2 separate regions of the Mus musculus genome follow, and region 1 is linked to region 2. A link is a loop called in an ENCODE intact Hi-C map of the cell type or tissue named here. Cell type or tissue: heart. All regions are shown on one strand. Each heading gives the region's core, and the rest is flanking DNA. Links, peaks and the distances in the headings are about the cores only.

Region 1 (16,489 bases), core at 4,344-12,343, 570 kb before region 2:
AGGAAAAAAAAAAGGGGGGGGGGAGGGAGAAGGGAGTCGCGAGGGGTTAAAAGGAAGAGATACAGAAAAGAGAGAGCGGGGGAAAAACGGTAAAAGAACGATAACGGGTGGATGCAGAGTAGGGAAGTGAGAAGAGAACAGAGGGAATTAAAGAAGGCAACCGGCAGAGAGAAAGCTAGGAAAAAGAGCGAGGGAATGCGCGCGATCGCAGGGTCTGAAAAGAGGTGGGAGGGAGAGGGAGAGCGGAGGGAGGAGGGAAGAGGGAGGGGCCGAGGGACGCAGGGGGGTGGGGGCTGCCGTGGCAGCAGTCGCAGCGGCTCCAGCCTCCTGCTTGCTCACTCGTTCTCAGTGCCCGGAGCCGGCTGCCCGGCTCGGGGCGGTTCGCAGCTCCCTCTCCTGCCTGGGGACCTGAAGCCGCTCCGGCTCCGGGGTATAGGACCGCGCGACTGGCTGGCCCAAGCCCGGGGCGCGCCACGGAAGCAGGTAGATGGTTGGGTGGGGTCCGCGGGGACCCGGAGCCTCGGAGCACTGTGGGTGCATTGGGTCGGGGTGTGGGTTCCAGTTCAGGGGAGGGGGCTTTGCAGCGTCGCGACTAACTTTCCACCAGCTCCGTGGGTCCTCCGTGGCCAGGTCCCGGCTCTAGAAGGCGAGTTTGGCGAGGGGCAGAAGGTGGATGGCTGGGCTTGCGGGAGCGCCCGGGGGTCTATGCGAGACGTAGAGAGCCTCGGCTGGGCCAGGCGCGCGTCCTCTGGCCGCAGTCAGGACGCAGCGGCCGCCGCGTCTCCACGTGCGGGGGAAGACCCGAGAGTCGCGGTGCGGGTGTCCGGAAGAAGGAACCTGCCAGCTCTGCGCGAATCTGGGGTCTCCCGGCCGAGAGCCATTCTAGATGTGCGGGACCTTCGCCCCGCACCGCGTCCTTCCGACCCGGGTCCCGACGCAGAGCTGCGGGGCCGCGCGCAGGTCCCCGCGGAGCCCAAGCCCAGCCGGTGCCACGCGCAACGTGGACTCACTCTCTTTTTTTCCTCCTGATCCTGTCTACCCACTTTCACTGAGGGAATCCCGGACGCCCTGCAGTCCTGCGGGTCGCCCCTGGCTACATACCTCCGACCCTCGGCGGAGACCCCAACACCCAAAGTTAAAAGAGAAGCGAGTCCCTCTTCCTGCGCTCGTGGGCGGCTGTCCCGAACTTCCTAACTTCTCTCCCAAACGCGGGCGGTAGTGTTGTAGCTGGGCACACAGTGGTCCTGGTGGCAGCCCTGCGCAGGCACCTTCCCCTAAGACTTGATTTAGTCTTTTAATTTTTAGGAGGAAAAAAAAAAGACTTGAAAAATAGGTAAAACCGTTCCTTCCCGGGACCAAGGTTGCGAGTGGGACGGAGTCACGATCGGTCTGTAGTCTGGGAGCTCTGGGTCTCCGCCTGGCGGGCCCCAGAGCCCTCGAACCCCAGATGCTTTTTCCTGGAACTGCCTCCCACGCTCCATCCCACTGTCGTCGCGTCTCAGAATCCGTCCCCGTGAGTGCCTGCTGCGAGGCCAGCCGGCCTCTTTCCGGGCTGGTGATGCTCTCGAGAAAAACCGGTCCAAGTGACTGGGATCAGATTCTCCCACGCCTGGTCCCTCCGGGAGCCTATACAGCAGGGCCTCCCGCAGGTTGGAGGATGCTTACCAGGAGGTTAGGGCTCCCCGCCTTCCCAGCTCTCTGTGGCAAGGATACTTGTGCCCAGCGCATCTGCGCCCATCACTGTCCTGGGGGAAACTGGGGTTAATGTCCTGACCAGGTGGTGGCGCGCGGCAGGCTGCCGGGACCGTCCCGAGCCTGCCCCGATAGTGTTTTGGCTCCGGGAGTCCAGTGGCTGGATTCGCCGACCCTCATCTCTTTCCAGCGTTCGGTCTTTGTTGGACTGCAAGCCGAAAAGATCTTTTGTGAGGCTTAGCGGAGGTTTAGAAGTAGCAAAAAAGCTGGAGTTCTTTGCAGAGAGGATCATCTACGGGCCATCGCCCCCTCCCTGAAGGTTGGGTTCAGTGTCCCAGAGCATTGACATTAACGCCCAGCCTAGGATGTGAAGCTTAACCTGTTTCTTTGGCGGCTTTTCCTGCGGTGTGCACCAAGCACCGGGCTCTTGCTGTTGCTCACACATTGTTTAAGCCCCTAGAAAATTGAAGCCTGTAACTGCAGTCCTTCCCTTTCCTCCCATTCTGCAGATCAGCCTACTGAAGCCCAAAGAAGTGAAGGGACTCCCTTAGAGCTGACTAAGGGAAGTCTTCCTGCCTAAGGGCTGGGCACCTTTCCTGATTTCCCCCGTTGATTTCCACTTTCTTAGTGTTAGGCCATTGAATGATGAAAAGGCTGGAGGGCCAGGAGGTTGGAAGGTTAGAGGCAGGACACCGTGGGTAACCAGCATCTCCCAAGAGGAGCCATGTCTACTGTATGCCAAGTTTGTGCTTTGCCTGTCTGCTTTAAGATGCCACGGACCTGCCTCTCCGGTGGCCTGTGGGGCACACGTGGAGGGCACAACAGGGGTTGCTGTGTAGCAGAGTCCGGCAGGCACTCTCAGCTGAAACCATTCCCACAGGATCTAGAGTGAGCCTCACGCACTACTACGGGAAGAGAAAGATTTCCCAAGCCAAGGTTTCACTGCTAACCTCAGGCAGTGAAACGGTGTGGGTCAAGGAGAACTCAAGTTCAGCACTTGGCCTACAGGTCCACAACCTCTGTGGAAGGGGAAGGTTAGCAGTTGTCTCTGAAGGCAGAAGTCAGTGACCCTAGGGCCAGGGAGATGGCTGTGGAAGCTGCGGAAGCTGTTACCCCCCTCTCTCCTGCTTGTTTCCCCCCCCCCCCCCGCAAGCTTCCTAGGTTTCACGGAGGCTTCACGCATTCCTTTGCTTCTGCCAAGCCTCACTTATAGAAAGCAGGTGCTGGCAAATGAGATGGTCCAGCCCAGTAAGGGTGCTTGCGGCCAAGCCTGACAACATGAGTTCAATCCTGGAGACTCACGTGGTGGGAGGAGAGAGCTGATTCCCACAAAATTTGTCCTCCTGCCTTCACATGCTTGCTGTGGCATGCACCCTCTCTCCCTAAACACATACATAAACAGACAAGTGTAGTAGATTCTAGGTGCTTGGGTATTCTAGGCTTTGTATGAACTGGGCCTTTCCCCTCCTAGGGACATCTGGTCAACCCTTAGCTCTGCAGCAACTCCTTGGGCCCAGGGACTCAGCCAAGCATGGTCCCCAGCTTACTATGCCGACACCCCAGGTCCTACCCTCCTATGCTTACAGTCTAGTTTCAAGGACAAGGCACATAAACACATAAAGACCTCTGAAGAACGGTTGGCAATGTAACAAATGACCCCAGCCTCACCTCAAGGAGTGACAAGATCTGAAACAGTTGGCCCTGAAGTTTGGAGTGTCAGCTGGTTTTCAGGGGTGATCCAGGACAGCTGTATTGCTGACGTTATTTGTATGTGGCACTGGAGAGCAGCCTGAAGAGTTTCTGCTGGTCAGAGCATGGCAGGAGGGAGCAGAAGCATGTCGGCAACTGTGATCTTGCTAGGTCTCCATAGAGACTGCTGCCAGGTGACTATGTACCTCTGAAACTCCAGCACCAACAGCTGCCTGGTAAGCTCTAGAGCCCCACTGTACAGACTGATAAGTGGAACCTCGGGTCTGTAGACTGGGACAACTGTGCAGTCTAGGGGACCCAGAATTCAGGTGTCCCTGACGAGTCCCATTCAAGTTAAAGTGCTGATCTCCTGAACTGGGGGATGACTCAGTAAAGTGCTTACTGTGCAAGCAAGAGCACCTGAGTTTGAGTCCCACCCAGAACCCTCATGAAAGGCTGAGTATGGTGATATGCCCTTTGTAATCCCAGTGCTGGAACTCACCAGATAGACAGACTGACAGACAGACAGTTTAGCCTAATGGATGAGTCCCAGGTTCTAATGAGAGACCCAGCCTCAAAAACAAAGTGGACACCTCTTGAGGATGACACCTGAGGTTGGCCCCAGCCCTCTGCCTGCATTCATGCACCCACATGTGCAAATGCACACATACAAACACATAAAATAAATACGCATAACAACTGGAGCCCTTCTGTCTGTCTGGAAGGCTGAAGGCGTCATGTTTCTGCAGGGGGTGGGGGGGGGGAGGGCTTAGAGCAGCCCAGCTCCATGGACTCACCCTCAGTGGCGTGATTCAGTGGGCCTGGGGTGGCCTTGCTAATTGCCCTTTCTTTCCAGCTTTCCACCATGCTGATGCTCTCACTGTGAGAACCACACTTTAGGTGTGGACAACAGAGGAAAGGGACTGATTTTCTTGGAGACTCTACTGGAGTGGCTGGGGGTGGGGGGAGCTGGGACAAGGCTGTGATTTAGCACCAGGGACTCCCAGGACACTCTTATATGCGGTCCCATCCCCCCACTCCCCAGGTGGCCGTTGAATTAAAAGAATATTTTATCTTCATCAGCACACACACAGAGAATATATTGTCATGTAATTAGGGAATAAATAGGTGTCATGTGTTGGCTGCAGACTCTGTGCCCTGTGGCTCTGTGGGGGTTTATTAGAGTGGTGTTATAATTGAGAAGGTGCCATCCACTCCCGGAGCCCCTTATGAAACTTGCATGGCCAGGGTGACCATTGTTCAGAAAGGTGTGTCTTCTTCATCTAAAAGGAAGGCAGTGGATTGGGGAGGCAAAGGCAGAATGCTTGCCAAAGCTTGTTGGAATCTCAGCGCTGAACAACCCGGGTGTGGTGGCACAGGCCTCCAATTTCAGCAAAACAAGGGTGGAGGCAGGAGGATCAGGAGTTCAAGGTCATCTTTCACTAAGCTGCAAGTTCAAGGAGAACCTGAGCTATGTATGTGAAAACCTGTCTCAACGTCAAGGAAGCAAGGGAAGGTGGAAAGAATACAAGAAAGACGGAAGGAAAAGAAGGAAGGGAGGAAGGAAAGACAGGCGAGAGTCCGAAAGATGCTTCTCCTGATACTGAACTAACTGGGCTTTATTTGACAGTTGCCTTGCAAGGTGTTCTTAGGGAACAAAGGAAAAAAAAAAAAAAGAAAGAAAGAAAAAAGAAAGAAAAAAGAAAGAAAGAAAGCAAGAAACTGCCTGTTGGAACAGAACAAGGCTTTGAGGAGTCTGCAGCACATGCTGTTTGTTGACACCTTCTGTCTGTCTGTCTGTCTGTCTGTCTGTCTGTGAGTTGGAGCAGTATCTCAGCAGGAGGGGGAGCCTCTTCCACTCACTGATGGGGCCCATCTACCATGTGTGTTAATTAGGCCCCAAAGAAAAGAATCATAACAGAATTGTTCTCCCTAAATGCTGGTATTTTTCATCTGGATTCTATTTATTGATTATTTTACAGTCGAGAAGGAACAGCAATCCATGTTTATTTCTTTCTTTATTTTTTTTATAACAAATAAAGCTAGCTGCAGTAATTATGCAGCCACAACATGTCGTTCTGGAGCACGAGGCTGGAATTTATTCAGCCCGAGTCAAACATTTGGGTGAGATCTAATTGAGAAAGACGTTTCCAAGAACAAATATTTAGGAATTCGAATTTGTGCTGATGGCCTTTTGGGGCCAGTGTGAGTACCTTGCATGTATCTTGATCCTTGAAGGTGGAGGAAGAGGAAGAAGGACCGACCAGTGGTCAGTTATGGTAAGACCACTGTCAGAATGTGAGGCAGAAACTTGGGATTAGCCAGGCTCAGAAAAGGGAAAAATGATCCTGTTAGAGATGGCGAGGGAGGGGAGACTCAAGATCAAATATAGATCGAATCTTTATTGAACGCCCAACCTTGGGGTAGGCTCAGTGAGGGTGGGGAGTAGGACTAATATATCTCATTTATCATCCGTAACAGCTCAGGTAGCTATAGAGACAAGAGCCCTTGACTGGAGAGGGTGTCAGAACAGCAAGCAACAGAAGACCTGAACTCTCCTAGCAGGAACAATAAGGGACTTGGTATCTCCTATAACAAGAGGTCTAGGCTATTTCCTGCTCCAAGGTTGTTTCTTTCAGTGGCTTGGCTACATCATCGAAGATTCAGATACTTTTCATCCTTTGTTCTCAAGGTCACAAAATGGCTGCAGTGGTTCCAAGTCCTCAAAATCATGTACAGTGGCAGAAAAGACACAGAAGGGAGCCTTTCCCCAGGCTCTGATTAAACTTTGCCTCTTGTCTTCTTGGCTGAACTTGTGAGTTCAGTGCCATGCCTGCCCTAAGCAGAGGCAAGGGGAAGAGATGTTTACAGTTGGTCTAGAACAATCTTGATGGGCTATGGAGTCTCAGAAAGGAACAAAATTGGACAGGATCAAAAGCATCAAGCTACAGAGAGTTTAAGACCCGGGTTTGGGGGCTGGAGAGATGGCTCAGTGGTTAAGAGCACTGACTGCTCTTCCAAAGGTCATGAGTTCAAATCCCAGCAACCGCACGATGGTTTACAACCATCCGTAATGAGATCTGATGCCCTCTTCTGGGGTATCTGAAGACAGCTACAGTGTACTTACATATAATGAATAAATCTTTATAAAAAAAAAGACCCAGGTTTGAGTCCTCTCTACTCTGCTCTTCCAAAGGTCGTGAGTTCAAATCCCAGCAACCTCATGACTCTGGGCAAAGTATTTTAACCTTTTGTGCCTCGGTTACTCATCTATATAATGGGATTAATTAGGAAGATAAATCTGAGTTAGCCCAATGACTACATTTGACCAATACAAGGCAAATGGAGGGTTTGAAGATTTGACTTTTTGAACATCAGGGAATATATAACCAAATTCAGGAGATGTTTGTGGATTCTACCATCGCCATCATAGATATTCAGGAGGCAGAGGCAGAGGTAGAGGAGGCAAGATGGCCAGAAAAGCAACCATAGAGGAAAACCATGCCATCAGAGGGAGGCACAGCAGTCACGACAGGCTTCCTAGAGGTGGTAGTAATCAGGGCACATTCCAAGACCCTGGCGCTGAAGCCAAGGAAGGTTGAAAGCTCTGTCTGCCTGCTTTGCTCTTTTTCAATGGTGGGATACAACAAATCAGGCTAAAATAGGATCTTCCTGTGCAACCACAGAAACTGCCTTGAGACAGGGTTTTATACATCCCAGATTCCCTGTGTAACTGAGGAGGACCTTGACCTTTGAATCCTCCCACCTCCACCTCCTGAGTGCTGGGATTACAGGCATGTATCATCTCATTGGGTTTAAGTGGTTTGGGGACTCAACCCAGGACTTCTTTCATGTTGGGCGAGTGCTCTACCCACTGAGCCACAAACCCAGGATAGTGGTTGATGGTACCTGTGGGGTAGGTATCGCCATTGTGGATCAGAGGCCGCTCCTGTTGCTCCCTCACAATGCTGGACTCCTGGCTTCAGTGCTAGCTGGTTCTCAGTATTGACCTCTTAGGCCATGTCTCAGCATTATATCATCATCATCACCACCACCACCACCACCATCATCATCCTTCTCTTCACTGTGGGGGTTTGGGGTGTGCATTTTTGACATGGAGACTCAGGTAGCCCAGGCTGGCCTCAGATTCACTGGTGGATGAGGATGACCTTGAACTGTCAGTTCTCCAGTTACATCCTCCTGAGTGCTGGGATTCCAGGAGTATATGTGACCTGGCTTAGGTAATATTAGCAATATTTGATGCCTAGCAACCATCATGACTTTTGATGGCATCCATTTCTCAGATGTCTCCATATTCTCAGTGCTTGGACCAACTTAGAGCCTTTTGCTAACCCCATGACTCCTATGCTCTCTTCCCAATGTCTAAGCACAACCTCTATCTTTACTGTTTTCCTCGGACATAGCTCCCTGGCCTGAGAAAACTCCGGTGGCATTCTGGGTGATGACACCCAGCCTCCTGCTCTGTCATCTTGCCGTGCAGAGACTAGTGTGCTCTCTAGAACAGTCTGAGGGACTTTGTTAAGGAGACGGAGTGGATGTCAGTGCAGAAGTGGCTGTGGGTTCAGAATCCACACTGTGAGCCCATTGTGTAGCTCTGGGGCCACTGTCAAGCAGCTGGGGGGATTTTCTATCTTTTTTTTTTCCTTTGAGATCTTTCCAAAGCATGAACCTTTCATTCATGAAATGAGGCATAAGCTCCCCACGTAGATATTTGGGCTTTTCACAGTCTGCCTTCATCTTATCTTTTTCTCCCCTGCTAAGCCTCTTCCCTCCTCCCCTGCTAAGCCTCTTCTCTCTTCTCACCTCACCTGTTCCCCTCTCCTCCCTCCCCTGCTAGGTCTCTACCCACCTCACCTCTGGGCTTCTCCTCACCTTACCCCTAGGCCTCTTTGCCATGGCAGTAAGTCCTGCCCTTCTCTGGGTTTTCTGAAGTAGCCCTCCCTTTAAGGCTTGCTTCAATCTGTATCCTCATTAGAGCTTCCCTAAGTGCTGGTGCCCACGGTGATCTCCAAGTATTGACCTCCCCTTCCCTGAACTGTAGCAATTACTGCTCACACCATGAATTCCATGTTTAATAGGACACCGCTAGTGTCGTTATTCAGCATTATTTCAGGGTGCTCCTCATCTCTCCCAGTTGGATCCTAAACCCATTGAGATCCTCGATGAGATAGGCTGGGCCCTTATTTGTGGCTAGCACTGCGGCCATTAGGTGGTGGTGGTGGTAGTAGTGGTGGTTGAACCAGGGCCTTGTGCATACAATACAGGACAGTTCAATGGATATTTGTTAATTTCTTGAGACAGGGTCTAACACTGCACAGACTGGCCTTGAACTAGCTGTGTAGCCACAGATGACCTTGAACTCTTGATCTTCCTGAGTGCTGGGATTACAGGCATGCATCACCAGGCCTGCTCTCAGCGGGTGTTTATTGAATTCATAAACCAGAGAAATAGATTATTTCCCTGAAAAAAAAAAGCCTGTTTTTTTTTTCACTCAACCTCAATTGAAGGGACTAATTTTAATGAATGCTTCCCGTATGTGGAACATTACTTTAGGCAGTTGACAGTTACCTTGTAACTGTCTTGCAAGGGTTCAGGGAGCAGAGGTGGCCAGCAGGGGGCGCTGGGGGCAGCACAGGGCTGGCCTTCATCTATTTATACTTAAGTATCTTGTGGACATTCTTGCCATTCCTGGTCTGCTGGTTTCTGGTCTCACACTGCTTTGTTGCTTTTGCAAATCCCCAGAACTTTGAACAACTTACTTCAGACTGCCAGCTTTCCGCTGAACACTTTATTTGACAAAGAAAAGGGGGTGAGGCCAGTGGACCAGGAGAAGACTGAATAAAGGTTCTCAGAGTCGCTGATGGCTTCAGATGACAGTGGGCAGGGTGGGAGCTCCTCTGAGGTACCAGGCACGTAAGGTGTTTAGCAGAGGAGGGAGTGGGCTAGAACCTCCTTAGGGCACCACAGCTTAGTAAGAACTTGTATTGCATGTAGGCTCTAAACCTGGGCTTCCTCCTTAAACAAGGTTTAACACTCAACACCTAGTCCCCAGGCACGTGCAAACATGAGAACACATTTGAATAAAAGAAGCAGGGTCTTGGAAAGTTCAAGTGACAGGCCCCAACTGGATGCCTATCTCAAATGGTGACCTTCTAGGGCCTTCTGAGGGAAGGGCTTCATGGGATGCCTTCCACAGACTGCTTTGGAGTTGGTTTGGCGGATCCTATCTCTAGGATCTATTTTCCTGCCCCAGCAACCTGCCCTTCCCCTGCCTGACCCGTCTGCTTTATCACCAGAGCTTAAAATAAATACAATAAATATAAACACCCCCAAACTTTTTCTTTCCTGCAGAGGATGAGCAATAATCTACATATGCAAATAAATGGCATGCCAGCCCCATGAATATTAATTTGGAAAGGGAGTCTGAGGCTCTGAACTACACTCAGAGCCAGCAAGCTGGCATTTTGCAGCCCCTCGGGTGCACGCTGATAATCAGGCCTCGTGTTTTAAGGCTGCCCCTTCCATTCTGGGCTCTCTTCTCACCTAAAGCAGTTACAGGGCAGATGGAAAGGGTCCTGGGTAGCCGAGCTTGGGGCTCGGGGTGGTGGGTGAGCTTCACTCTGGGTCTTTTTCTGAGCTTGTCTTGCTCCTTTGACTGGAGACCAGGCCTCAGCTGCCCTTCCACTCAGGCATGAGCAGTGAGTCACCAGGGACAGGTCACCGTTCCGGGGGACATCATGGGGTGAATGTCAGGAAGTTGGCTTGTTCTGCCTTTCATAGGTAACTAGGGACACAGAGACCTGGAGGGGTGGTGACTTCTCAGACTGACTCCATGCTTTGTGCAGGAAGCAAGAAAGCTTATTCATTCTTTTCTCTGAAAAGCACATTTCTTTTTGTGTGTGGTGGAGTGAGTGGGCTGGGTGGCATTTCAAGTTTGTATACTTTTGGGGAGAGAGTCATTCTCTTCTGTGAACAGTCACCCAGGGACAGGTGGCTTCTAAAAACCCTGTCTTGTATCCCATTTGGAAATCATTCCTCTCCTCCCTCAGACTTCCATCCTCTCCTCCCTCAGACTTCCAAATTAGATTAGCCACAGAGCAGAATTAATGAGCACTCTCAGCCGAGAGACGATGCAGGATGGGGAAAAAGGCCCAAGTGCCTCCAAGGACCAGGTGGGGTGAAAGCCCGCTGGCCAGGCTGCCAGGCAAGGGACTGCAAGGTGTCCCCAATCCCTTTAGGACTGGGAAAGTTCCGGGGCAGCTGGACAGAGAGAAATGCTATAGCATGTGACATCATTGAAAATGGGGGTAAGGGTGGGGGCTTGAGCTGAGGCTACATATGGACCAGTAGGAAAGTGCTGGCCTAGCATGCATGAAGCTCTAGATTCAATCTCTAGACATGCATAATACCAGGGGTTGTGGGCATACCTGTAATCTCAGCACATGGGAAGTAGAAGAAGAAGGATTGGGCTTACAAGTGAGTTGGAAGCTAGCCTGGGCTACATGGGACCCTGTCTCAACAACAACAACAACAACAACCACCACCACCAACCAACCAACCAGCCAAAAAACCCCCAAAAATCCCATAAAAACTACAGTATCTTAGGTTGGGCATACTGATAACCTTCTGTCATCACAGCACCCAGAAGGCTGAGGCAGGAGGATCTCAAGTTCTCAAGTTTGAGGTCAGCCTTGGAAAGTCTTTATCTCTCAAAAAAGAAATCTGTCTTGGGCTGTGGTGAGCTTCAGCGTAGAGGGCACATACCAAGCCTGGGCTCTCCATCACTGCAGAAATAGTTAATCCTTTCTCTTGCTCTTTGCTGTTGCTTGTGAGGTATCAGGTCTTCTTCATCTTTGCTTTTTTTTTTTTTTTTTTTTTTTTTGAGACAGGGTCCTATGGAGCCCAGAGTGGCTTTAGACTCCCGTGGAGACTGGCCTTGATGCCCCGGCCTTCCTGCATGCACCTCCCAAGTGTCAGGTTATAGGCATACAATAGCATGCCTGGCTCCGCTCCCCTTTGGAGGCTCCTCCTTTTCCTTGTCCGTGAATATTAAATAAGCAGTCTTACTTCTTATGGCTCCTTTATGGGTTCAAGTTCCTATGCCATATTGGTCAAGCAGGTATTTTAGTCACTTGGATCTTTCTTTCCAGACAGACCTGCTGTCTGCCCTGTGTCTGTGTATGTGGGTCTTTGTGGGTGTTGATGCCTCTTGGTGTGTTGTGTGTTCTACGAATATGTACCTCTTATCTGTTTCCGAGCAGTGTCATAAAAAGGGGTGTGTCTTCGTGGTGTGACTTTTGGTCTGTTTTTTGTCTGCGCCTCTGAGTGTCAGCACCCTCGTGTCTGCATACATTTCTGCACACACTGAAGGCCCAGTATGGACAGATCTTGCCAGGGCTGGGTAGCCTAGTGCACAGAGCACCCTGGGGCCTACAACTTCTCTAAGGTCTTCAGGATGTCCCCTGCTCTTCCTCCCATCTCTAGACAAGCCTCAGAGTCCCCAGGACACTTGTTAATTGCCCTCTGTCTCTTCTCTCTGCCTCCCTCTAGAGGCGTCCTGGGCTTGGGAGAGCTGCTACTGTGGCAGCTAGGATAGCCCTAAGTCATTTGCATTTGTGTTTGCATCTCATTTGCATGGTCCATACAGACTCACTTTCAGCTCTGCAGTTCTCAAGGTAAAAATGTAGTGCTTTTCCTGAAGGTCATTATAATAAGCCTTTTTAGCCTTTTTTTCCTTTTTTTTTTTTTTTTTTTTTTTCTGGTTCAGACTTTCTTCACGGAATTCAGGGAAAGAAGGCAGCAGAAAACACCCAGAAACCATTGCTTTACTCTCAGCTCTTCCAGCTGTCAGGTAAAATCCCTGGGTCTGTAGGTGGAGGTCCTGGGCTTTGGGAGAACAGATAGTCTCTGAAGGCAGGTCTGGGCAGGGGCCCCCTGCTCCTCTAGTTCCTGGGCTTAGATCTGCAGAAGGGAACAGCAGGGGATCTTTCCCGCTGCCATAGGCCTGAGCTAGCCTGGAACACAGAGAGGATGAAGTGTGTCTTTTCCTTTCCTTTAAAATCCCTAACACATAATTGGCCATCTTAGGTCACAAGCGGCATCCCAAAGGCTTCCTCAGGAAGGCAACACCTGACCAGCATATTCTCCACAGCCCAGCGCCAGGCGCTGTGTTCCCCTGTGAATGTGGATTGCAGTCCTGGCTCTGCCTCTCATTAACGCTGTGTGTGTTCATGTATGTGTGTGTTCACATGCTTGAGTATTGTTCTTAATCACTGCTATACCTTTTCTGTCTGTCTGTCTGTCTGTCTGTCTGTCTGTCTGTCTATCTATCTATCTATCTATCTATCTTTGAGACGGGGTCTCTCACTGAACCTGGAGCTCACAGTGAGCCCTGGGGATCTACCTGTCCTTGCCTCCCAGTACTGGAGTTACAAGGGTGAGCTGCTCTGCCTGGCTTTCTATGTGGATTCTGGAGAATCTCAACTCACATTCTCATGCTTGTGCAGGAAGAGACTGAACCAGGTCTCAGTGAGAGACTCTGTCTCAAGAGCAAGCTAGACAGGGGTTGAGGATAATACCTGAGGCTAACCTCTGTCCTCCATACTCACACGTATACACATGAACATAGGTGCACGCGCGCACGCGCACACACACACACACACACACACACACACACACACGCACACATGCACACGCGCTCACATGCACGCACATGGTGCTTTACTGGGGACAGGGCTGCTATCTCAGATCAAAGAGAGGGAGAGGAAAAGGAATTCAGGATAAGGATACAAACCAGCAAAGGCAGACAGGCCCATCTCGGGAGGACCGAGAATGCCCTGATGTGCAAGTGGCACTTCATGATTCCATAGCCGTGTGTTCGAGAAGGGGAGGGACTTATCTACTGTCCCTTTGGCTCATATACTATGATGGAACCTTGGCTGATATTGCCAGGACCACTGAGGCTCTGTCTCCTTCCCCTGGTGTGTGCTGGCTCTGGGTGCAAAGGGCATTTGACAAGCCATGGGTCTAGAGAAGAAACCTGCTCTGGGGCACTGTTGTTCTTGAGTTTGATGGAGGCTGTACCAAAGCTGGCTTACCAGGGGATGCTGGGATGGGGGCAGTGTTAGCTGAGACTGTGGCCTTCATGCAGATAGTGGCTGATGACCCGAGAGGCAGGTGGAACTCAGCAAATCCAGCCACACAACTCCAGGGTCTCATTTGCACCCCACCAGTCAATGGATACACTCATTCTTGGGGATAGGTGCTGGAGCTGGGCTCTGCTTGTAGGCGGGGTCACCAGCATCTCTTGATCAGGTGAGGGGTATCTGGAAAGCACTCATTCTCTGGTCTGCATGATTTAGTTTGCAAAGAGTCAGATGGGAGCCATTTCGACCAGTCCTGGCTTTATTCCTAGCTCAGCTGGGGGATGGGGGACTAGAAAGGCTCCGGGCTTGCTGTTGCCAGGGGATCCTCAGTCACTGCAGAGTGAGCTGGCACCCCACGACATTCACATGTCAGTCAGAGGGAAGGCTGTTTTCCCTGGTGAGCTCTGTCACGCAGGCTACTGAGTCAGAGACCAGGGTGTCTAGATTTGAATCCAGCTCTGCGTGCAAAAGCTGGGTCACCTTGGATGAGTGATTCAACAGAATTCCATCCACGGAGTCATTTCTGAGTGCCTGCTGGGGCTGTTGGTGGTGAAGCAGTATGACAACACACGGGGCACAGACACCGCCCTGGTCCCTGTGGGTGTGTTAGAGTATAAATAAGTTAGCAGATGACAAGGTGGCAAGTGAGACCGGGGGCAGAGAGAGCGAGAAGGAGTGGTGGGCTGGAGAGGGACTGCAGTTATAAATGAGGAGGCAAGGGAAGGTTTCCACAGAAGCACCTTCCGAACATTGATGTCTTAGGAATGTTGCTCCGTGCCTCAGTCTCCTCATTTGTACATGGGTTTGTTTGCTTATTTCTTTGTGTGTGTACGCATGCATGTTGTGAGTATGCACGAGAAGGTAAGACGTGGGCATTGAGGGTCTTCCTCAATCACGCCCCACCTTATCTTTTGAGGCAGGATCTTTCAATGAACTGAAACTCACCAGTTGGCTAGACCGACTGTCCAGCAGGCTCTGGGGAGCCTCTGGTCTCCGCCTCACCAATGCCGGCATTGCAGACGCACTTCCCCACTTTTTTTTTTTTAACCTGGCTGCTGAGATCTGAACTCAGGTCTTCATGCTTACACAGTCATCCTTTTACCCACTGAGCCATCTTCCCTGCCCTTGTCTGGGGTTTATGGTATCACTCGGCATACAGGGTTGTTGGAGGGTAAAGCCAGTTAATCGATACATCGGGTGTGCATCCGGCCTGGCACAGGGCAAATACTATCATTATTGTCAGAGCTTCTCAGGTGGAAGCCTATCTCTCCTGCCTCTGGGAGGTACCAGCATGGGCTCCAGACTGCAGGATTTTGGCAGCCTTCATCTCCCCAGGAGTGGGAGCGGCTCTGCTCCAGGCTTCCCCAGCTTCTCATTAAAGGGGGACCTACAGCTTTCAGTTAAAGAAGCAACATTCACATCTTCTTTTTACTCAAACCTCTGACTCCCAGAGGGAATTGTGACTGAGCTGTTGGCAGAATCCAGGCTCAGGAAGTGGCTCCTGCTTTGTCTGTGGAGCTCCTGCAGATGCAGAGGGCTCAGGCCTGGGCTGGGGGGCTGCCCACCCAGGAAACCAGGTTCCCAGCAGCGGGCATGAGGCCATGCTTGCTTCCTGCTCTTGGCCAGGTGACTACTGTCTCTCATTCGCAGGCACTGAGAATCCCTTCAGCGATTCAGATGCCATAATTTACCACGGGTGAGATTTTTGTAGCTGTAATTTACTGCGTCTGCAAAGCTAGGGGACCCAAATCCCGGTAGCCCACAGTATAGATATTGCATCTAATCAATCCTCTATTACCATGCAAACACATCCTATAGGCTACTGATGTCTTTCCCTTTCAAACACTTAATGTATAATTAATGACACTTTGAATGCCAAAGAAGACATCAGCCTCAAAGCTCCTACTATGATTTATACCCACCCAGACAGGAGAGTGGCTTATCAGTCCCCTCATCGTTCCGCAGTGGGTCCCCTCCCACCGTCACAGTGGGAAGCCATGGAGGAGAAAGAGAGGGCAGGCAGCCTGCCCTCCAGAAAGCACAGTGCCCAAGTGAGTGGTGGCCATCCGAAACATTTTTTTTTTTAATATTTTAGGGTGAGGTCTGATGTAGCCTAGGATGGACTTGAACTCACCGTGTAGCTGGGGATGTCCTTGTACTTCTGATCTTTCTATCTCTACCTCCTGAGTATTGGGATTATAGGTGTGCACCACCAGACCTGACTTATAAGGTACAGGATATTAAACCCAAGGCATTGAGCATACTAGGGTACTCTACCAACTGAGCTACATCCCCAGACCTTTGTAGTTAGCTTCTTGATGGCTCTCCCCACCCAACCCCCTCACACTGCCTGAGAGCTACTCTTCTAAGCTACTTGCCGTGCTGATGAAGACACAGGCTTTCCCAAGTCCCTGATCCTCCCTGCAGGCAGGTGGCCCTGGAAGGAGTGCCTGGTGTTTCCCACCCCGTGGGATAGCAGCGTAGACACTGCTCTGAATAACTGCCTGAGAATTCAAAATCATGCGCAGGTTAGGTACCGAAACCATGCCTTCTTCTTTGGCAGTGAATGGGGAGCGAGCAGTGGCTCAGTTGGTAGAGGGAGTGCTGCTGGCCCAGCAGGCACACAGCCATAGGTTCCACCCCAGCACTGAATAAATGTCATGATGACCCAAGCCTAAGCACTGGGGAGGTAGAAGCAGGATGAGTAGAAGTTCAAGGCTACCCTTAGTTATTTATGGAGTTAGACACCAGCTTGGGCCATACTGAGACTGTCTCAAGAGAAAGGGAAAGAGAAAGGAAGACAGAGGAACTTAGGAGATTCCTTTGGAGAAAGTGATTTGGAAGGAGTCAAGGAATTGGATGCCATGTGTCGGGGGACTGGCCTGCTCTGGAAAGGGCGGGTTCCATGAGAAGCCCAACCTCTAAGTCAATCTTGGGGTTCT
Region 2 (14,842 bases), core at 6,843-14,842:
AATGGTATGGGTCGGTAGAAGGAAAATGAGAAATGGAGCCAAAGGCCAGGACTCTCAGCTCTACTGCCTACCAGCTGTGTCGTCCGAGCAGGCTAACCTTACTGCCTCCACCATGGCATGGGTGTTGTTGGTTATGCAAAACCAAACTCTGGAAGGATGTCTGGGGCAGGGAAACTGAGGAGCACTGGTCAGGGAGGCTTCATTTTCACTGTACATTTGACTAGATTGTTTTACCATGTGTATGCTGTAATAATCTAAATGTAAATTTCGAGGCAGGGTTTCAGGTAGCACAGGCTGGCTTTGAACACAGTGTGCAGGCAAGGATGACCTAGAACCTTTCATCCTCCTGCCTTCATCTCCCAAGTGTTGGGATAAGCTCGTGCCACCATGTCGACTTTGTGCAATGTCTGGGAATTGAACCCAGAATTTTGTGTATGCTGGGTGAGCACTGTACCAATTAGACTATATCCCAGCACATTTAAATTTGATTTATTTGTATGAATATTACCCATATAAGTAGTAATGACATTGAGTTACAAGAATTCTGAAAGACTAAACACACATAAAGTCAATGAAAAAGCATTAGACAGACTCAGAGTCACTGGGATTTAGTTTTATAGATGCGGGAGGAAAGACCCTCAAAGAACCCTTGTTTTATAAAGAGCCTTGAGGCCCAGATTTGGCAAATATCCATTAAATCTCCATATCTAAAGATATTATACAACAATTATTTAAAGATGCCTGGCTTTTCATAGGATAGTCATATCTCAGGAACGGGCCGAGTAACACATAGATCTCTCCAGTAACTCCCGGGAGAGGCACGGAGTCCCTGAGAGGAGAACAGGTGTGCTTCCTTTAACTTCACACAGCTCCAAGGGATCCAGACACGAGCCTCCAGCGAGTCTCCCAGGCTTTCTGTAAACCACACTAACTGGGAGCGCCAATGTGCCGGCCTAGAATATCAGAGCAGAATCATCAAAGGAGTGGGAATAAGTGAGCTTCCTCCTTTGCCCTTGGTTACCCTGGCCTCTCCCATCTTCTCCCAGCACCCTGCCCCTGGTGGAATGCAGCCCACGTGCACCTCCTACAGGAATTCTAGAGGGTCTCTCTCCTTCCCCTGCGAGAGGGGAGGAGAGCTGAGCCTGGCTGAACCATCCTGCCTAAACACATCATTTACCTTCAGACCTTGACATCTGGGTCTTCCAAGTTCGGGAAACTTGTCAGAATCCGGGGTCTCGAAGAGTAGGTGTGAAGTGGAACCACAAGGAACACCCCATTCTCCTCCTGCCGGCTCCCTTAGGAATCCTAATTCAAGGGTATGAAGGGCATGTCAGGGGACGCAGATCCAATCCTGCCTAATACCCGCCTCCTCTAAGAAGCTTACGGGGCATTGTACAAGTTCTGGGCCCCATAACAAACCCGAGGGGGTAGACTTTTCACCAGGGACACAGAATAGACCACCTCCACCAGAGTCAGTGGGGGAACTTCTCAAATTTGCAACTAAGCTATAGGAATTGTAGGCCATTTAGGGCTTCCATGCTTAGACGGGAGGAAAGACATAGACAGAAGCAGAAAGCTCTGAGAAACCAAGAGAAAGTACGTGGGGCTTAAGCGATCAAAAGACATCAGCACCAGGCTCCACTAGCTACCGTGGGAGTCTAACCATAAGTGTAAATGTGGAGACAGTAACACCCGTTCCACCTAGATGTAGGGTGAGTATGAAAATCAAGTTGAAACTGAGGGCCCGGGAGGAAAATATTCAGCAAATGTGAAAGCATTTTGGAATGTGTTTTATTAAGCCAAAAGAAAACCCTTAGGGAATCACGCTGGGACATCACAAGATACTGAAGATGCTGGCTCCTGAGCCTCTCGAAGCTCTAGCCTTGTTAGCATTTTGTCTAAGCTCCGCCCCACAGTTACCTGGCAACAGCCAGGTATGCCTGACTCACTATAAAAGGAGCTGCTTGCCCCCTCTGCTCTCTCTTGCTCTTGCCTCCCTGCTCACGCTCTGTCCCCCTCTCCCCCCTCTCCACCCCACGTGCTCATGGCTGGTCTCTACTTATCTATTCATCTTCTCTCTTCCTTTCCCTCTCCCTTTCCCTTCCCCCTCCCTTTCTCCACCTCTACTACCTTCTTAATCCCCCTCCCCATGCCCTGAATAAACTCTATTCTGTTACTAAACCAATGCCGTGTGGCTGGTCCCTACCAAGGCACCCCCTTCCCTCACACCTGACTACGCCTCCACTAAATATATTCCCTCCTCTCTTTATCTTTTTATAAATACATCACTGATCACTGTGGCAGTTTGGGTCCTGTGCCCTGCAGCTATGTCAAGCACTAGACAGAGTCAGATGAATCTGAGACACTGAGAGAACAGGTGTGTGCCTGCTCCTCTAACTCTGTCTAGTGCTTACAAGCTGCCTGCCCCTCCTTTCCTTGTATCCCACATGTACATGAGTGGCTGCTGCTTTAATCTGACATAGCAGGTAATCTCTCCCAGCCTCGAGTCTGCCCCATGTCATCCCGAGTATCCTAGAAAAAGGACAGGTAATTTGCTTCCTCTGCCAAACCCTGCAGGGGCACCATAGCTGGTGGAAGAGCGAGATAGACCTCTGTCCCGCAGTGACACCCGGTTTTGCTTTTATGCTGTCTCCAGCAGAACCAGGTTCATTTTCTTTTCCTTTCTTCAACATTCTGTCTGGCCCCCAGAGACGGAGAAGGGAACAACACAACTGACAATGCGAGTTCTCTTTATTTCTGTTTTAAAGTGTTATTTACGTAGTGCAGAGCATTCAGAGAAGAAGAAAGATCCCTTTCTCTCGTATCCTTAATAATGTTAACCACCTCTTGCTAGTATCTAACCTACATTTTACTTGATAGAAATGACTCTAGTTCCTTTGTCCTTTCCTCATGAAATTGAAGCACCAGTGGAATGTAGGAGAGTTTGCAGTTCGCCTAGGAATGCAAGCATCGTGTGCAGTAGTCCTGAGAGCCCGGACTGACTTCTCTGAGCAGAGATATAAGTAAGTAGCACTCTGGTCTGTAGGAGGAGGGAGATATTGACACTACCGGGTTGACAGGGTTGTCCTGAGAATTAAGCAATTTCTATGTGAGGCGTGTTAACGGTGCCTGGCACTGCAGTTGTGTTGCTTTGCTGATAGGGGCCATACGCTACCAGCTGCTGGGACTGTAGACAGATGTCAGAGAGGGCAGCAGATTCCCCACACAGACATCATGACAACTCTGTGTATTGTGTACTTGTGAGTCTAATCAATGCCTGCCTCTGACTCTCTTACTGACCCAGGAGCTCTAAGAGGACAGGACCTCGACTGGTTTGTCTTTTGCTAAATCCCCAGAGCTCAGAGCAATGCCTGCCGCTCAACATATTGATTTTGAGGCTGAAAAAAAAAAAAGAAAAAAGTATATCCAGCCAGGTGCATGCCTATGATTCCAGAACTAGGGAGGTGAAGGCAGGCAGATCAGGAGTTTGAAGTCAGCTTTGGTTACACAGTGAATTAAAGGCCAACCTGGGTCACATAGTGATAACCTATCTCAAAAAAAAAAAAGTTATCATAGGATGTGGAAGGCTGAGGTGGGGCTTGGAGGCCTGACCTACACAGAGAGAAGAATGATGCTCAAAGACTTTATGGGCTTTCAGTGGGCAAAGAAAGGGCAGGAGGGAAGGGAAGTTCATCCCCCCTTCTCTACGATACATTTTATCCTCTCCTCTGGAACAGGGTGGCAGGACAGACAAGGGCTCTGACCTCACAACAAACTCACTGCAAGCCAGGGCTCCAAGGCTTGGCAGGATAGCACGGGGGCTTCTCCTTGTCCTTTCCTACCCTCTGGATCTGATGTGGAGGGTTTGTGCACAGGGTTATTTACCTATTGCTGAGCCTACCTCGGGAATTGCTACTGTGATTTGAATGAGAGTGGCCCCCATAGGCGCATGTATTTGAATGCTTGGTCCTCAGTTGGTGGAATTGTTTAGGAAGGATTAGAAGGTGTGGCCTTGTCAGAGGATGTGTGCCACTGAGGAAGGGGGTGGAGCTTAAAGGTTTAAAAAGCCAATAACATTTCTAGTCCCCTCCCCACCCCCCTGCCTCTTGCATATGGATCTATGCTCTCAGCTACTGCTCCAGCACCATGCCTGCCTGCTTTCCTGCTGCTACGGTCCCTGCCATGATTGTCATGGACTCTAACCAACCCTCTGGAACTGTAAGCCCCCAATAAGCTCTTTTATAAGTCATGGTGTCTTTGCAGCAATAGAAAAGTAAGACAAATTCCAACTGCATAATCAATTAATTTCCCTGTGGAGAGTGGATACAATTCATCAAGAACTACAATTCAGATGCCTTCAGACCTGGGCAAGAAGAATTCCTTCTACCAGCTGTAGCAGGTATTAGTGGAGATTCCCAGGAATGTGGCTGCCCAGAGAATGAATGGCACACTGAGAGATGCCCCAGTGCCAACCACTCAGAGGTATTAAGAAACTTTTACATGGGGCCCTGTGTAACTGCTAATAAAGTAGTGAGTCTGACCAAGAATGAGTCTCCTAGAGTCTTATATCCTCGGGCTCCTCGCTCATAGGACCAGGAAGGCAAGAGTCCCCTCGGGATTGCTCCACACTACAGTAAGAGGAGCTATGGAAATGTACACACATCAGTCAGGCACTGTAACTGCACAGCCTCCAGCCTGTGGCTTTTTAGTTTTATGTTATTGTGTGTAAGGATTTTAAATGGGGATGGAGAAATGGCTCACCGGTTTAGCGTGAGCACTACTTTCACAGATACCTGAGTTCGTTTGCAAGCAACTATGCTGTAGCTGGTTATCAACTACCTGTAGCCCTAGCTCCATGGGCATCTCCTCTGGCCTTTGTAGCACATACATGTACCCACACCCATAGACATATACACATAATTACACCTACATAAATTTAAATAAGTAAATAAAATGTAAATTTTTTATTATTGCATGTATTAATTTGTGACACAAGAGTGTCACAGTGTATCTGTGGAGGTCAGAGGACAACTTGTGGGAGTCGGCTCTCTCCTTTCACCACAGGGTTCCTAGGATTGGACTCAGGTTTCTGGCCTTAATGACAAGAGCCTTTTTGTTGTTGTTGTTGGGTTTTTTGGTTTTTTTTTTGTTTGTTTGTTTGATTGTTTTTGTTTTGTTTTTGTTTTTTTTTGTTTTTTTTGAGACAGGGTTTCTCTGTATAGCCCTGACTGTCCTGGAACTCACTTTGTAGACCAGGCTGGCCACGAACTCAGAAATCCGCCTGCCTCTGCCTCCCAAGTGCTGGGATTAAAGGCGTGCGCCACCACCGCCCTGCGACAAGAGCCTTTTACCTATCATCTCACTGACCCACAAAAACTAAAGTGTAAAAACACGGTGTGCTGGCTACTTTTATGTCAACTTGACACAAACTAGAATCATGAGGGGGCCCCAACTGAGAAAATGCCTCCGTAAGATCTAGCTGTAGGCAAGCCTGTAGGGCATTTTCTTAATTAGTGATTGATGGGCTTCGGACGTTGCATACACAGGAGGTTGTGAGCTACCTGAGGAGAGTACTGGGAACTGAACCTTAGTCCTCTGGAAGAGCAGCCCGGGCTCTTCTCCCCTGAGCCATCTATCCGGCTCCTTATTTTGCCTTATGTACTTTTAAAGATGCTACTAAGGAGTTGGGCAGTGGTGGTGCATGTTTTTAATCCCAGCGCTTGGGAGGCAGAGGCAGGCAGATTTCTGAGTTCGAGGCCAGCTGGGTCTACAGAGTGAGTTCCAGGACAGCCAGGGCTATACAGAGAAACACTGTCTCGGGGAAGAGAAAAAAAAAAAAAAAAAAGAAAAGAAAAAAGATGCTACTAAGGTTTCACAAGACTGAGTAGCCAGAGTGACTAGGTGAAGAGGAGCCAAGATCATAAGGACCTTTAAGATACTTTTCAAAAAACATAATGTCCTGAAGAAAGAGATTCAGTTCTTTTTCTTACAGAAATGTGGCAATCTCCAATTTTCCTCTGCCCCCACAAAAGGACCCCTTTACTTTCTGCCTGTCTTCTTTCCATATCTAGCGTCACAGGAAACTGGCGGGGCGGGGCTTGTCGGGGCAGGGGCGGGGCTTGTCCGGTGGTGGATAAGGCAAGGTCCTGTTTGCGAAGTAAAGAAGTTCTCTGGAACTGGAAATGTATAAAAGCGTCTCTTTGTTCAGTGAGCCTGTCTGTGGCTTTAGAATAGAGAGCAGCTTTGTCAGTTTCTCAAATGCTCCGAGAAAGACTGAAAGAGGATTGAGAGCAATTAAAGAAAGAGGCCACAGTCTCTTCGTGAAGCACACTGCTGGGGAAAAGAGACACAGAGGCGGAGCCTGGCTTAGAGTCTTCAGAGGCATAGCAATAATTTCCAGGTTTGGGGGCTGGGTGGATGGCTGCGATGTGCTTGTGCACAAACATGAAGACCCAGACTTGGATCCCCATCAGCAATATAAAAATACAATGTGGCAACACAAGTGTGTGACTCCAGAACTGGAGAGATGGGTAAATGTCTTATGGGAGCTCAGTCTTGCCAAGCAGTGAGCTCTAGGCTCAGTGAGTCACACCATCTCAAAAACATTACATGAAGAGAAACTGAGGAAGACATCCCATGTACACTCCACATATGTACATACATCATGCACACCAAGATTTCAATGTTAGATTTCAATGATCCAAAGAAACAAAACATTTAAAAAGTGGAGTGCATGAGATTACTGGATTTTTGAAAGCTAACAGGAGGATAATAAAGGTTTATTGTTAATTATTTTTAATTTGATAGCAGCAGTATAAGTATGATTTTTTTTTTTAACGAAAAAGTTCTTATGTGGGGGGGATTTGGAGGGACGGCTCAGCAGTTACGAGCACTGGCTATTCTTGCAGATGGCAGGTCGTCACCACCTGTAACTCCAGTCCCAGCGGATCTGACACACTCTGCCAGTTTCTGCAGCCTTGTCTCTCCTCTGTAAGATGGAGATGGGATCTCTTGAGCAAACTGCCTGGCTGGTGAACCAAATTGGGAGCTCTGTGCTTGACTGAGAGACTATGCCTCAAAAAGAATAAGGTGGAGAGTGACTGAAGAAGATTCCTGACATCACCCTTGGGCTTCAATTCCACATGCACTCATAAGAACATATATTCATGCATACACAGCACACACACATGTACACATGAAAATGATAAAACAGACACAATTCTTTTTGTTGTTGTTTTTTTTTTTTTTTTTTTTTTTTTTTTTTTTTGCGCTTTGTTTTTTCAAGACACGGTTTCTCTGTATAACCCTGGCTGTCCTGGAATTCACTCTGTAGACCAGGCTGGCCTCGAACTCAGAAATCTACCTGCCTCTACCTCCCAAGTGTTGGGATTAAAGGCTTGCACCACTACTGTTCGGCCAGTCATAATTCTTATATCTAGAGCTATATATCAAAATGTTTCTGGATAAAATGTTAGTTGTCTGGGATCTCCGCCAAAATATTATGCTGGGAAGAAGTAGGCTGTAAATGAAATAAGATTGAAGACTTAACAGTTGACTGGTGATTTGCTCTGCCATTCCTCCATCTTTGTGTGTGTTACTCTGTGGTCTTTTCCTTTTGGGGGGCCTAGGGGAGGGGTCTCACTGTGTATCCCTGGACTCAACATGTAAATTAGGCCATCCTGGAAACCAGAATCTGTGGGTTCTACCTCCCAGGTGCTGGGATTAAAGGTGTGTGCAGCGCCATGCTGGCTTTTTTTTTTTTTTTTTAAGATGGGGTTTCATGTAGACCAGACAGACAGACTGTCTCTGAAGTTAATGAAGTCCATCTGTAGTTGAATTTCTGATCTTCTTGCCTCCACTTCCTGAGTGCTGGGATTGCAGGAGAGTACCACCAAGCCTTATTCATGCAGGGCATGGGACCCCGGACTCTGAGCACACTAAGCAAGCACTCTACCATTGAGCTACATCTCCACCTCCAGAAAATTTCTTGACATTTTTATTTTGTTGTTGTTGGTTTTTTTGTTTTTAAAGAGAAGGTCATATCTCAGATTTCCCTAGATTTCTACTTCGGTGGAAACAGTGTGATGAAGAACTGGTAGGGCAGAAGGGGAGAGGGTGGAACTTGGGCAAGAATTAAGGGTTGTTCAGGAGGCTGGTGAGATGGCTCAGTGGGTAAGAGCATCCGACTGCTCTTCCAAAGGTCCAGAGTTCAAATCCCAACAACCACATGGTGGCTCACAACCATCCGTAATAAGATCTGACTCCCTCTTCTGGTGTGTCTGAAGACAGCTACAGTGTATTTACATATAATAAATAAATAAATAAAAAACAAGAAAACAAGAACCTCTTTTAAAAAAAAAAAGAGTTGGTCAGGGCCAGGCTAGATGCAGCGGGAAGGATGATGAGGGCTAAGGGCCAGCACTGGTGTGTAAGAGCGGGGGAAGAGTGGAAAAGGGAAATGAGCCCATGGCTCCCCCTCTCTTCCTTTCTTTGCACTTTTTCTGTCTTCACTACTTACCCTTCCTGTCTGTAGATGAAACATCTCATCTTGGGGACTTATTCAAAAAGCCATAAAATTCCAGTTCAGCTCACGAGGCACAGGAAAGAAACTACATTTTCAACAAGTGCCTCCCAAAAACTGGGTATCTAGAACTCCCTGTGAACCCCTGAGAGGGGCTCACATTTGTCACTAACCTCCATTTTACAAGCACACTATGGCCAAACCACTCCACCTTTTCAAAGCCTGTGTCACAGCAGTTCACTATTTTAAGTCAGGAAATAAGAGGTGAGATATTACAAAGCGATGTTATTTATTGGTTTCCTTTAAAGTACGTGTGGGAACATGTGGACACGGGATCCTTTGGATGGGAAAGTTAAGGCTTGAAAGCCATCTCCTTTGAATTACTCTGTCTCTTGTCATTGATGTTCTGACTTTATCGTCATTGAACAAACTTCTGATTTGGAGCCAATCATGAGGTCCCCTCTCGATGGTTCTGTCTTTTATCATCAGTTTTAACAAAATGACTTGCTGGGCGTGGTGGCACACGCCTTTAATCCCAGCACTCGGGAGGGAGAGGCAGGCAAATTTCTGAGTTCGAGGCCAGCCTGGTCTACAAAGTGAGTTCCAGGACAGCCAGGACTACACAGAGAAATCCTGTCTCAAAAAACCAAACCAAAAAAGAAAAAAAAAAAAAAAAAGACTTATTCCTTTCTACGTCACCGAAAAGCCAGCTGTTCAGCAGAACGAGGACGACGACAACAAATCTGAACACCTATCAGATCATTAAAAATGAGCAAACTAATTAACTTAAGTTTAGTCTTTAAGGTCATAAACCAGACCATGTATCTAAGCTGGCCTAGAACAGCAATCCATGGCTGAATCATCACCACAATAGAGCAACTAGACAGATAACTCCTCTGTCTGCATAGTCTTGGCCAGATCTCTCCCATTACGGCTAAGTAATCAGGCTATATATTCTTACTTACCTAGAGCCCCATAACTGTTCAAACATAGCAAGGTCTTTTGAAATATTGAAACTAGCCTGGTTGGAGAAAGATGTCCTGCAGCAAACAAAAGCTAAGTCTACAGGCCATGCGGCCTTGATATTGGTTCCCCAGAGTCTAGTGTTGGCTTTCTCTGCCACCTCTAATAGAAAGAGGAAACATTAAAGAACAACAAACACTTTCCCACGGAGCAAGTTGTGGTAAGTCAGTTCTAAGAGTTTCCCTTCCTTATCCCGCTTGCAACCCATAAGCTTAAAGAAAGCCATATGCCTAAGACTTTACAGGGAGCTCTGTGTTCTCACTTGTAATTGCTGTTGTGAAGTATTGGTCTTTGAACCATAACTACCCAGCGTTCTGTTAGCATCCGTTGAGGCCTACTACTAACTGACATTCTCCAGGCCCCTACAGCCCACAGGGTTAGCAAGTCACCTTTTGCCCACCTCACCCTCTCATCCCCGCCCAGGAACTCCCTGAGGCATATGCTATGCTAGGGACACCTGGTGGAGAGAAGCAGGCAGGGACCCTCAAAGCCTTACATGGAATCCTAAAAGCAAAACCTTCAGCACATCTCAGGCACAAAAGCAATAACTGAGTCACGCTTCTGCCGGTCTCAAAGTCAGGGTAGGGAAATAACGTGGTACTAAGATCTCAATGCAACTTAGACTCAGGGCAGCCAGGTGCTTACAGTCTGAGCACTCAGCCGGGGATTACAGTTTTTTAAGAGTAGGAAGAGCATCCTACTGTTCTGTCGGTGTGACTGAGAATTCTGAAGAAGAAAAGCAATGACAGAAATGTTAGACACTGGCCAGGGGTCTACAGGTTAATAAAAAGGCAAAGCAGAGATAAATGGAGGGAGGCACCCAGAATGGGGTAAGACAAAGGGGGAAGGGCCAGAAACCCCCCGCAGGGCTCAGCCTGGGAGGAAATTGGGGCTCCGTGGGCAAGAGACAGAGGAGGAGCACCCCCTAGCGTCCCGGGAGAGCCACAACCCAGCGCCCGTGGGCTGGAAGCCCCGCCCAGCCCACGCTATTCGCTGCCTCCGGGTTCCCTTATGTCGCACGGCCCTTAAGTTCCGGCTATGGCGCGCGGACGGAAGGTTTAAGCGGACGGACAGAGGCTGGAGATGGGCTCCGGGTAAGTCAGGGAATGTGCCTGTTGAGGGCTGTGTTTCGATGGCGGTTGGGGTTACAGGGGAAGGAGTGGAAGGAACAACACAGGGCGGGCGGCGGACCTTCTCTGAGGCCCGCGTAGGGTGGCGGTCTCAGGGGCGCTGGCTCCAGGGCCTGCGACAGGCCTGCCCTCTGTGTGGCCCGGGTCTTGTAAGCAGCAGGATTCCGCGCTTGGGGCCGTGTTTCTTCCTCCCCTGAGAGTCTTCCGTCCCTGGACCCTGAGACTTCCGTCCCCTCTTTCCCCGAGAGTTCCATACAACAAATGTTTTGGGCTCGTTTTAAAGGTAAAGGTCTATTCTTCAGTTGCAGTCTTAAGTGAACTCTGCTGCACTTCAGGCTACCCATTCAGATATTAATCATCTGAGAATTTAGAGGAATTCGTAGGGCAAGCCAGAGCGACAGAAAAGCCGACGTGTATGCACTTAGAAACTGAAGTGGAGCTTTGAGAGATTCCTGAGCGTCAAATTGCTATGAATGGGCTAATGATCCCCTTCAGAGTAGAACTATAAATGTAATTGATGGCTTTTAGAGCAGTCATGTGGCGAGGATGTATCATCAGGAGTAGACTGTCCAGGAGAAAGAAAACCCTTGGTTATCTGAAACATTGTAAAATGGTACCAATTGGAAAGGCTGAGGGCGGTGTGGGGAAATTTGATCAGAGTCAGCCCAAGTGAGAAATACATCGTGTTATCTACTAATGAGAGATCTTTTATTTTTCAGTTTTGTGGCTAAGCCCAGACTGCTTGAGTGAAACAGCCTTCAGGGACGTTCCATTCTTTCGTTTATCCCAGTGCTTACAACCCAAAAACAAAATTGGATTGCCACAAGTCGGCCACGGCTGAGGAAGTGCACTCGGGCCCTGACACAAATGCATCAGTCAGGAGAAAGAGCCAGCTTCTCAGGTGTCTTCAGAGAAGGCCAGACTGACAGCTGCGGTCACCCATTGCAGTGCTAGCAGCAATTTCATGGACTGGAAGTGCTTGTTGGTACTTGATCCAGAAAACTGTTTCTCAATCTCTTAAGAGGTGAGGGCGTGATCATCAGCTTTAAAAACCATAAAGGCTTCCGTGCATAAATGTGACCCACAAGAGCTGGATAAACTGCACCTGAGCAGAAGTGCAGGACTCCCTGGTGGCTCTGCTTAAATAAGAAAGTGTATTTTTGTGTACAGAGTTAAAATTTACAATGTATTTTCCTAATGAATTAATGTATGTTGTATTAGGGGTAGTTCATTGGTTATGTTGAGATTTTGATGAGCACCTGCTGTGTGCCAGATGTAAACCTGAGTAGACATTAGGAAGCAAAGTCTTTTTAAAATTTTATTATTTTTTTATTTTTTTTTTGGTTTTTCGGGACAGGGTTTCTCTGTGTAGCCCTGACTGTCCTGGAACTCACCCTGTAGACCAGGCTGGCCTCGATCTCAGAAATCCGCCTGCCTCTGCCTCCCGAGTGCTGGGATTAAAAGTGTGCGCCACCACTGCCCAATATGAAGCAAACTCTTATTGTGATCCTTGCCCTTAGTGACCTCATTTAATACAGTTCTGAACTCACTTTTCCTAGGCAGCATGGACCTAGGAAAATGCTAGTATGTAGCAAAACAGGGCAGTAATGCTTGGGGGTGGGGGGTGTCGGGGGTGGTGAGGTCATGTCATCTCCCAGAAGAGTGAATATGTTTAACACATTGTTTAATGAGACAGAGAGAGGGATACATATTTAATTTTTCCTTAGGGGCTGGAGTGGTTCCGTGGTTAAGAGCACTTCTGGAGACCCTGAGTTGAGTTCCCAGCACCCACATTAGGCAGCTCACAACCACCTGTCCAACTCTAGGGACTCTAACACCCTCTTCTGGCCTCTGAGGGCACCTGCTCATGTATGGCAGGCGCTCACACAGATACATACACTGAATAAAAAATGAAATTTTCTTTTAATTTTCTTTCCTACTGTCTAACATTTTGGACTGGTAAAGAGAGTCTGAAAAGTAAAACTTTTTTCTCTGGGTTAACTTCATTGGTATTTGATACATGAGCTGTTACAATATGTGAGATGTATCTATGGCCAATATGTGGTTAAAAAAAAGGCTTTTCCTGTTTGATCTGCTCTTACATATAACATTGTTGCCATGAACTAGTATGTGCTGAGTTCCCAACAACCTACTTACAAAGGAATTGCAGACTGTCACACAGTTACAGTTGGACATGTACTGAAGGGCAGTGCCTGTTGTTAAATTAGAGAACACTACATTTTGAATCTGTTGCATCTACCCTAATTCTAGATGATGTATGCAATGTGATTTTTTTTTTCCTATTTTGGTCCTTTGAGACAGGGTTTCATATAGCTCAGACTGGCCTCAAACACCTTACATAGCTAGGAATGACCTTGGGCTGACTCTCCACCTTGCTAGGGCAGAGATTATAGGCATGCACCTCTGTTTTTTGAGACAGAGTCTTACTATATAGCCTTGGCTATCTTAGCGCTCACTATGAAATCCAAACTGGCCTTGAATTCACAAATCTGTGTCTTGGGTACTTGGATTAAAGGCATATGCTACCTTGCCTGGCCTACAATGTGATTTATATGAATTCGCATGCAGCCTGTACACACATACACATACGCATATTGTGAAGTGCTTTTTTTTTTTTTTACTCATTCTTTATATATAATCTGTGTCCTTTATTTATAGCTCTATAAAATGTTATTGACTCTGCAGATGAATAGAGGACCAACAGTCTCAACCCACATGAGCAGATCTGAGTATCTGGGAACTTTATTCTTGAGAAAAGAAGATATGTTTTCTCCATACTGAATCTTATTTCATTTTAAATATGAAACAATATTCATCAAGACACTGGCAAAAAAGTTAGCAGTTGTCAGGTAGTACATACCATATACTGGCTAGGTTGTTCTTCAGTAAATTGTTAAGGAGTTGAAGTAGGAGTTGTGTAAAGTGGAAGCTCCATAGTCAAAGAATTTAATGAATTGAATGTAATGTTCTTGGTTTATGCTGGTTAGTGGGTGTGTCTAGGAGAGGCCCTCATGGTCAACTAGGCTTTGTGTTTTCCTTCTCCTGTAATTCTGTGGTGCTCACCACCACATAGTTCTGGGAAAGTGGTTTAAACTGTGGTTGAGAAAAAAGAAATTGGGGCTGGAGAGATGGCTCAGTGGTTAAGAGCACTGACTGCTCTTCCAGAGGTCCTGAGTTCAAATCCCAGCAACCACATGGTGGCTCACAACATCTGTAATGGGATCTGATGCCCTCTTCTGGTGTGTCTGAAGACAGCTACAGTGTACTCTTATACATAAGGAAAAAACCCTTCCTTCCCAGGATATGTAAACTCTTATTTCTCTTCCACAGCATTTCTCTGGTTGTAGCTGGCTGTGTGCTGAGAGGGAGTGCTAGAATTGTCCATCATGCCCACTGTGGTGGTAATGGATGTGTCCCTGTCCATGACCCGACCTGTGTCTGTCGAGGGCTCTGAGGAATACCAGCGGAAGCACCTGGCTGCCCATGGCCTGACGATGCTATTTGAACACATGGCCACAAATTACAAGCTTGAATTCACAGCGCTGGTGGTGTTTTCGTCACTGTGGGAGCTGATGGTCCCCTTTACGAGAGACTACAACACCCTGCAGGTACGCATAGGAATAAGCTATTGTGGATATTGAAGGAGCTCAAATGGACTGGGAGAAAAACAGTGTTATGATTGCTAAAATCAGTACAATTTTAGAACTTGGAATTGTTTCAAAGAGCGTAGGTATACAATCTATAACAAAACAAGATTCACAAGGTCTTGGCTTTCTTCTGGCAGAGCCATGAGATAAGGATGTTGCTGTATTTTCCTCTCTTGGTCTTCTGCAATCTGAATGCTAAAATCCAGCATCTTTATGTTTAAACTCCACTCCTTTCTGGTTTTTTCAGGACAGGGTCTCTCTGTGTAGTCCTGGCTGTCCTGGAACTCACTCTGTAGACCAGGCTGGCCTCGATCTCAGAAATCTGCCTGCCTCTGCCTCCCCAGTGCTGGGATTAAAGGCGTGTGTAACCACTGCCCGGCAGGAAGCAAAGTTTCCCACACAACTTAGGAAACTGGAAAATAACCCGTCCTTTTTTTTTTTAAATCAATCATTGTTGTAAACATTTTAAATTATGTTTATCCTGACAAATAACTGATTTG

Evidence for each region. A loop is a pair of places that touch in the nucleus more often than their neighbours do. Peaks named below come from ENCODE experiments on the same cell type or tissue, not always from the same donor. Only the 100,000 strongest peaks of a DNase experiment are listed, where the experiment ranks them.
Region 1: a loop joins it to region 2, with 4 times the contacts of the local background. A loop is called at or near these places in 2 of 42 quality-filtered maps.

What each region holds. Positions count from the first base shown.
Region 1 is chr9:64,385,346-64,401,834 of GRCm38, forward strand. Megf11 (multiple EGF-like-domains 11) reads left to right here and starts at 281. Exons shown (of 25, transcript NM_001134399.1): 1 at 281-483. In heart, for the core only: CTCF peaks have their summits at 9,003 (motif pointing right) and 11,954 (motif pointing left); no DNase peak of the experiment used is centred there; H3K27me3 peaks cover 2,272 bases.
Region 2 is chr9:64,950,301-64,965,142 of GRCm38, forward strand. Ints14 (integrator complex subunit 14) reads left to right here and starts at 10,532. Exons shown (of 13, transcript NM_001077631.2): 1 at 10,532-10,638; 2 at 11,394-11,698; 3 at 14,026-14,303. The coding sequence starts at 14,082. Slc24a1 (solute carrier family 24 (sodium/potassium/calcium exchanger), member 1) reads right to left here and starts at 1,320. Exons shown (of 10, transcript NM_144813.2): 1 at 1,178-1,320. In heart, for the core only: CTCF peaks have their summits at 10,270 and 10,482; a DNase peak (open chromatin) is centred at 10,591; H3K4me3 peaks cover 2,023 bases; H3K27ac peaks cover 1,657 bases.